Linked DNA regions of Homo sapiens: region 1 is linked to region 2. The links are chromatin loops, found by intact Hi-C in ENCODE. Cell type or tissue: dorsolateral prefrontal cortex. All regions are shown on one strand. Each heading gives the region's core, and the rest is flanking DNA. Links, peaks and the distances in the headings are about the cores only. Region 1 overlaps LINC00907 (long intergenic non-protein coding RNA 907). Region 2 overlaps LINC00907 (long intergenic non-protein coding RNA 907).

What was found. A loop is a pair of places that touch in the nucleus more often than their neighbours do. Peaks named below come from ENCODE experiments on the same cell type or tissue, not always from the same donor. Only the 100,000 strongest peaks of a DNase experiment are listed, where the experiment ranks them.
Region 1: it touches region 2 in a loop (8-fold over the local background); 1 of 110 quality-filtered maps calls a loop at or near these places.

The regions. Positions count from the first base shown.
Region 1 is chr18:42,612,076-42,616,479 of GRCh38, reverse strand. The region is part of intron 7 of LINC00907 (long intergenic non-protein coding RNA 907); the gene reads right to left. Among named protein-coding and RNA genes, the nearest start is that of LINC00907, 430 kb to the right of the region's middle. In dorsolateral prefrontal cortex, for the core only: a CTCF peak has its summit at 1,680; a DNase peak (open chromatin) is centred at 1,609; H3K27ac peaks cover 1,081 bases.
Region 2 is chr18:42,562,752-42,567,155 of GRCh38, reverse strand. The region is part of intron 6 of LINC00907 (long intergenic non-protein coding RNA 907); the gene reads right to left. Among named protein-coding and RNA genes, the nearest start is that of LINC00907, 380 kb to the right of the region's middle. In dorsolateral prefrontal cortex, for the core only: no CTCF peak of the experiment used is centred there; no DNase peak of the experiment used is centred there.

The DNA.
Region 1 (4,404 bases), core at 83-4,082, 50 kb before region 2:
GAGTTTTTGTGTGGTTATCTGTCTCTGGTGTCTCTGCTTGGCCTCCCTTGTTGGCTCACTCTTGCCTTCCTTCTCCACATTGCTGTGACTCTCCCCTGTCCCCTCACTCTAAGCTCCTCCCTTTAATCTACTCAGATCAGGAAACAACAGACTGAAAACTTAACCACATACTCCACTTTTTATTTTACCCAAAACAGCAAACATAAGACTGAAATTTTAGCAATACTTTCTAAAGCTTTGAGGGTGGAATAAGGGAAATACAATGCAAGAAAAAGAAACCAATTGGGCATCTGTGTATATAGTTCCCAAGTCTATTCGCCATGGTTTTCCCTACCAAAGGTTTCCTCCTGGACTTTTCCTTGCTTATCTTCCTGCTCAACACCACATAATTTGATATTTTATGCATGTATGAGAGGTTGGGATGGGGGAGTAATTTATCCTTGATAGATGGAAGTATGTTTGACCATCTCTTCCTCCACTCTGAATATAGGTCCTCAAACCTCTTTTAGTTCCAGTAAGGTGGTAAATCTCCCTTACTTCACTATACTTTCTTTAGCCCACTCCAAGGTTATGCTACAGCTGAGTCCACTGACCTGTCACCCTGCTACAGTGATGACAGCTTTTTATAGAATTATGAAACGCATATTAGTCTCTCATTTTCTAGACCAACTCCATTCCAGAGAACCAGTGCAGATCCAAAAGATCCATTAGAATAGTTTTTTTCCAAATAAACTCACAAATGAATAGAGAAACACACCTACAGGAAACCTTTCAATAACATCTTGCCCTTGCAACACTGCTTGGATTGCAACTTGTCTCCAGGAATATGTAATTCTGCATTAATATTCTTTGGAGTTTTGCCTTTTCAGCCTATTTCCTGGTCTAAGTCTGCAATTTATCCCTGTTGTTAATAAAGTAGGATTATATTCACTTGTTAGGTTTACAATAATTATACAATTATTTTGTAGACAGTAATATTTAGTGTACTTCTGCCCAAGGATACTCTAACACTAATTATCTTTTTATTCAGGATATTCACAAAAAGACCTCCTTAATAATTTTAGTGGATTCCCCATAACTCATCTAGAAATATAAAATAATTCAACAAAGATCAAGACCTTGTTACTCATCAGTACTGTAACATACCAAACACAAAGATAAATATGGCATTATCTCAGTTGTTTTTATAAGAAAAGTAGACATGGAGAACACAAATACCAATCAAGATAAAAACAAAGCTCAATGGAAACTCTGCAGGAAGAGAATGTGAACTTCGAGAGAGAATAAGGCTTAACAATGGAGATTACATTTTGACTGGTTATTTAAAAATGAACAGGATTTGGACAGGAAAGGCTTAGGGAGAAAGGCCAGTAGTAGAGGTAACAGGAGTAGAGGGAGAGCCTGTAGCTTTATTGTCAACATTTAGCTTTTCACATGGCATTAGCCAGCATCTGAGATTAACTGAGAAACAAATGTTGTGCTCACCCCAAACAAAAGATGTGTCCTGTGTCACAGGTTCTGGAATTGCCACTCTAAAAATAATGAGATATTTTACAAAACATGTGCCTACCATGTCATGAAAAGCCAGGCCAGCAGTCATCCCAGTGTTAGCTGATCCTTTCCAGCTCTGGCTAAAGTGCGTATCTGATGACCTCATTAGTTTTCTCATGGGTGGAAAGTAGCACAGACAGATGTCCTGGACCATGTGACTGGGCAAAGATAAATAGCCAGGATGCAGCTGTGTAGACAGCTGTCCAAACCAATTAAAAAATAGATCTATTCATTCCCTTCAGTTCCTTGAAAGACTCTGGGATTATCACAATTTATACACCAGTCCCAAATATGTTTCTGACATAATAATACAACTTAGCACTTCCCTGGCACTGCAATTTTTCAAAGGCAGGGAAACAAAATTTTGCCTTAGAGCAAAACCAGACTGGTAATTATGTGACTTTTTACCTGAACTCATGCTTTTAACTAGTTCAAATATAAGTTCAAATGTATAGTCTTTAAGGTAGATAAGTAGGAATTTCTAGGTATGTTGATACACAAATGGATTGAAGTATTACCCCAATTGATTAACTAAGTCTCTAAACAACATTTCAGAATCTGTGATTCATGATTTCATGACTTCAGTTGAAGAGATGCAGCCACGGAGACCCAGAAACAAATCATTCAACCTAGGCTATGTATTCTGTGCAATAGAGGAGATGAGACAGATTCAAATTTTGGGCATTATACACCTACCTGTGTCCTCACAATCCTAACTATTAACCGAGTTAACACAAAAACAAAACAGCCTATTGTCCATTCTTCCATCAATGCATATTCATCCAGTGGAATTCTAGTCAGCAATGAAAATGAACAATTTACTGTTTCAACCAGACCTCAGATGAGATCAATGAGGTGTGAAGACACTCATTATGTATTAAGCTGCAGTGAGATCAGTTTGCACTGCCTGCTGAGGCCCGTCCCCTTATCTTGCTATCATATTCCAGGTGGGAACTCATACCTTTACAATAATGACCATAAGCACTATGCTCTCCTTGTCACTTGCAATTTTTTATTGCTATTTTCTCTATGCTAAGAGTAATATTTCCCCTACATTCTTTTGTTTTCTGACATATAAAAATGTTGTTTTTTGAGAGAATGAGGTGTCTTATATCCAAATTATTTGGTGTTCTCTATGTATATAATCAGTCACCTGAGAGTAACAATTTGGTTTCATCCTTTCTAAAACCAAATATTTTTGCCCATTCAGTAGACTGTCTGTTTACTTTGTTGATAGTTTCTTTTGTGTGCAGGAGCTCTTTAGTTTAATTAGGTCCTATTTGTCAATTCTTGTTTTTGTTGCAATTGCTTTTGGAGACATTGTCATGAAATCTTTGCCAAGGGCTATGTGCAGAATGGTATGTCCTAGATTTTGTTCTAGGGTTTTTATAGTTTTAAGTCTTACATTTAAGTTTTTAATTTATCTTGAGTTGGTTTTTGTATATTGGGAAAGAAGGAGTCCAGTTTCAATTTTCTGCATATTACTAGCTAGTTATCCAAGCACCATTTATTGAATAAGGCGTCCTTTTCCCATAGTGTACTTTTGCTGACTTTGTGAAACATCAGATGGTTGTAGATGTGTCACGTTCTTTCTGAGCTCTCTACTCTGTTTCATTGGTCTATGTGCCTCTTTTTGTACCAGTACTATGCTGTTTCCATTACTGTAGCCTAGTCATATAGTTTGAAGTCGGGTAGTGTGATGTCTCCAGCATTGTTCTTTTTGCTTAGGATTGCTTTAGTTATTCAGGCTCTTTTTTTGGTTCCACATGACTTTTAAAATAGTTTTTCTAGCTCTGTGAAAAATGACATTTGTAGTTTGACAGATATGGCATTGAATCTGTAAATTGCTTTGAGCAGTATGGCCATTTTAACAATATTGATTTTTCTCATCCATGAGCATAAAAATATTTGCAAACTATGAATCTGACAAAGGTCTAATATCCAGAATCTATAAGGAACTTAAACAAATCAACAAGTAATAACCAACCCCATTTAAAGAATAGGTGATGGACATAAACTTCTCAAAAGAAGACGTACATGTGGCTAAGAAGCATATGAAAAATTCTCAACATCACTAATCAGTAGAGAAATGTATATCAAAATCACAATGAGATACCACCTCATACCAGTCAGAATGGCTATTATTAAAAAGTCAGAAAATAACAGATATTTGCAAGATTGTAGAGAAAAAGGAATGCTTCTACATTGTTAGTGGGAATGTAAATTAGTTTAGCCACTGTGGCAAGTAGTTTAGAGATTTCTCAGAGAATTTAAAACAGAACTATCATTCAACTCAGCAATTCCATTACTGGGTGTATACCCAGAGGAATATAAATCATTCTATACTAAAGACACATGCACTCATACGTTCATCACGGCACTATTCACAATAACAAAGATGTGGAATCAACCTAGTTGCCCATCAATGGTGGAATGAATGAAGAAATGTGAAACATACACACCATGAAATACTACACAATCATAAAAAAGAATAAAATTATGTCTGGAGCAGCAACATGGATGCAGCTGGAGGCCATTAACCTAGGAAAGTTAACTCAGGAACAGAAAACCACATACCACGCGTTCTCACTTGTAAGTGGGAGCTAAACACTGAATACACATGGATAAAAAAGGGGAACAATAGACACTGGGGTCTACTTGAGGGTGGAGGGTGGGAGGAGGGTAAGGACTGAAAAACTACCCATTGGATACTATGCTCACTACCTGGGTGAGGAAATCATTTGTATACCAAACTCCAGTGACACACAATTTACCTATATAACAAACCTGCACATGTAACTTTTGAACCTAAAATAAAAGTTGAAAAACAAACAAAAAAACCTAAATGAATAA
Region 2 (4,404 bases), core at 327-4,326:
CACATTTCTTTCAGCAATGTTTTATAATGTTCATTGTATAAGCCTTTTCTCTCCTTGCTCAAATTTATTTCTAGCTATTATATTATTTCTGGTGATACTGTAAATGGCATTGTCTGAAACAAACAATGAACAAAAATCAAGTTAGATTTTTGTTAGAACACAAGACCACATCTATGAGACCCAATAAAAACAACATAAATTAGAATTAGACCTACAAGACTCTAGTTAATTGGAATTTTTAAGTACAGATTTTAGAATAATATTTATTCTATGCTTAAGGAGATAAAAGACAAGATTACTAATTTCAGCTCATGAATAAAAATATTTTTAAAGGTTAAAACATATTTGAAAGAAACAAGAAATAGGTCGCTATTAGAACAAAACCTTTGTTCATGTGTTTGGCTTACTCTCCATTATTATAAGAATAGATAATATTTTGGGGCACTTATTGTTAGATACTATTATAAATGAGTTACATGTTACAACACATTTAATATTTCTAGAAACCTGATGAAATTAGTATTTTTTAGATGAGAAAACAGAGGCAAAAATTACAAAGAACTTGACTATTTTCACAAAGCTGATAGGTGTTAAAGTCAGTGCTTAAACCCCAGCATCAGAATTCTGGGGTTCTAGAAGTAAAAGTATTCTTTTAACATTAACACACCAGTTCCTTACAGAATACGTATGTTCCTTTGTCAAATTTGGAGTCTGAGAATTATTTTTTTTTTCTAAGAAAGCAATTTCACTTAACAAAAATGCCCTACACTAACTTTATATCAGATTCCTGTAAGTAAGTTTCATTCCACACCCACAAAAAGAAAAACAAAATATGCAGTGCAAACTCATGCAGGACAAATAATTTAAGCAGAAGGGATTCAAAGTAATAGAAAAGTTACATATAACCTTGGCGATCATGGATGGAAATGATTTAGACATTCAGAGAAAGAGAAGAAGGGTCTCACAGACGGAAGGAATAGCTCTTGATATATTCAAGGATGATGCCTAGTTTCTTGTGCCTGGAGCATAGAATGCATGAAATATTGGGAGAGAAGTTTGGAAAGGAATGGAGGGTAAAGAGTCACAGAAAAAAAAAAGAAAATAAAAAAGATTCTGTGACAGCAAACTGAAATTGTGAGCAGTTTGGACTAATCTTAATAGTTCTTTTATACGAATATTTCAGTAAAATAAAATTATCAAGGGCTTTGAACAGGGCAAGATCATGATCAGGCAATGATTTAGAAGATGGCAACAATCTACAGCACAGATTGAGCAAGCAGACCAGTCTGGAAGCAATTTCTATGGTTGGGAAAAAAAGAAAATTAGAGACTCTTCTAAGGCAATGGCTAAGAAAATAGAACAGATTTTAAATATGGTGTAGATATAGCTCAAGCAAAACAAATTGGAAACAATCTATTAAATCAGGATTTTAAAATGCAAAAGAATGAGGCCTTTGTTATGTGGCTGGAATTATGTAGGCAATTGCTTGAAACATCTTTTCATTATAGAGTTGCCATAAATTTAAGTGTATTTACATCAAGAAAATGTTTTCACTGTCTTGACTTCTTTGTTCATATTGTTTTAACTCTAGGCTTATTGTTGACTCATTGCAAGTTGATTTGTAACAGAGAAAAAAAATAACTTGAGCTTCTTTTTTATTGATCATCTGTACAACAATCAAATCTATGAGTCCAGAAAAGTCATTAATTTCTTTGGAGCTCAGTTTCTCTTAACATTAACGGAGATTGGACTAGCCTAATCTCAAGAATCAGTTCCCTTTACAAAGTTATCTGTACAAATTACCAAATATATAGCATGCTTATTTACATCCTACATAGAAATAATTTCTTCCAATGTTTGTTGTAAATAAGGCGCAAGACCTTCTTGCAGTATCCGTATGCTAGCATGATTTTTTAAGAATATCAACAGTCCTGTGACTTTGCTCTCTGCTTGCATAAAAAAGTTGTTCACCTTTCTTGCTCTTTGTACTGTACTCTTTCACCTCTAGTGAATCAGAAAGAAGGAAGTTAAGATGTCTGGACTGCTTAAAAAAAACTCATCCCTGAGAGAGCCACTCTGTGTTTTGCTGAGGTTGTTGATTCAAAAGCTGGGTGGAGGGACTGTCAGATTAGAGGACTAGCCAATAATGCACTGTGACTGGGATGCAGGAAAGGAACAATGGCACATTTAGGACTAGCCAATACTGCATTATGACTGGGATGCAGGAAAGGAACAATGGCACATTTATCTTCAGGGCTGCAAACATGTTGCCTCTCAGCTGCCGGAGGTTATTCAAGAGACACCATCTGTATTAGACTGTTTTCTCACTGCTGTGAAGAATACCTGAGACTGGGTGATTTATAAGCAAAAGAGGTTTGACTCACAGTTCTGCATGACTGGGAAGGCCTCAGGAAACTTACAGTCATGGCAGAAGGGGAAGGGGAAGCAAGGCAAATCTTACATGGCAGAAGGAGAGAGAGAGAGAGTGCAGGGGAAATTGCCCCTTTTAAGCCATCAGATCTCATGAGAACTCCCTCACTATCATGAGAACAGTATGGGGGAAACTGACCCCATGATCCAATCACCTCCCAGCGGGTCTCTCCCTCAACATGTGAGGATTACAATTCAAGAGGAGATTTGGTGGTGACACAGAGCCAAACCATATCACCATCTGTAGAAGAAGTAGCAGTTAACAGTATCCACTGACTGTGTCTGGAGGCCTTGGCTGGCACCACACAAACCAAACAGAAGATGGCTACTGGCAATGGTTTAATTATGTGACCTAGTTGCCCTCCAGACCTCCCAAGTCCTTGAGATGATATTGACTATAAACAAACACTAATACACCCTGTGTGGACATGCAAAGCTGTCCTTTAGACTTCTGCTAGTTCTGTCGAGGTTCAGAGTCTCAGGATGTCTTTTGCCTTCGAGTGTATCCTTCCAAGCCTGCTTTCTCTGTTCCCCACAGCACTGACCCACCTGTGAATCACCAAGCCAGGTCTTGCTCACAAACACATACACTATCGAAACCAAAAACAATTTAAAAAAAAACATAATGAAAGCATCTAAAACTGTGATGACTGTTATTGAATAAATGGAGGTAGAAAATACTAGGTGGGGAATATTCACTATTTCAGCAACACAACCACCTTGAACTTGCTGAGAAAATGCTCCTGTGCTTAAATGTTCTGCCAGTCCCCCCGTCAGAGGTTCCTGGCTGATTATGTGTCTCCAGAGAGGCCAAAGCCTCTTGCCATTTTGCAAGATACATTTGCCCCCTTCTTCCTGCTCTGTCTCCTGATCTCTTCTTTTCCACTTCAGCTAAGGAGGGAGCCTCCAATTTTCTCTCATTGGTCTCAAGTAGCTTAGTTTTATTTGGTCATTTTAATTGCTTGAGTTTTTGTTAAAATTCATTCTCTCAAAGCACTGGATCAAAAGTCTAACTACATGGATTTTTAATGAATAATACAGTTTCCCAGGCTTCATTCCCACTCCCCTTCACCATGTACTCCACAGAAATTCTAGTTCAGTTTATGGGAGTAGTATTCAGGAATCTGAATTTTCAATAGTCATATAGAACTGATGTATGGGACCTGTGGGCCACACACTGAGAAACTGCGCTTTAGAGTCTCATTTTTCTCCCTGAGAAGAATATAAGGAATTTCATTAAAAATCGCTGCCTTTTAGAAGAAAACAAAGTGAAAAAAGTTTCTTGAGATTGCTCTGGGCAACAATTTTTTTGATATGGCCCCCAAAGTACAGGCAGCAAAAGCAAAAATAGACAAATGAGATTGTACCAAATTTAAAAGCTTCTTTCTGTACAGCAAAGGAAACAACCAGCAGAGTTGTTTCCTGCAAAATGGGAAAAAACCTGCAAAATGTGAAAAAATATTGACTATTTATACATCTGATGAGGAGGTAATATCCAAAAATATGTAAAAACTCAACTCAATAGCAAAAAAATAATGACAATAACCCAGTTTAAAAATAAACAAAGGAACCTGCATAGACATTTCTCAAAAGAAGACGTACAAATAGCTACCAGGCATATTTTTTAGAAGTTGACATTACTAGTCATCATGGAAATGTAAATCAAAACCACAATGTTACCTTCCAGTCATTAAAATGACTATCATCAAAAATACAGAAGGTAAGTGTTGACAAGGATGTGTTAAAAAAGGAAACCCTTGTATGCTGTTGGTGGAGATGTAAATTGATACAGTCATTTTGGAAAACGGTATGGAGGTTCACAAAAAGATTTAAAATAGACATCTCATATGATCCAACAATTCCACTTCTGGATATATATCTAAAGGAAATACAATCAGTATCTCAAAAATATATATGCATTCCTATGTTCATTGAAATGTTATTTAAAATAACCAAGATATGGAATCAATCTGT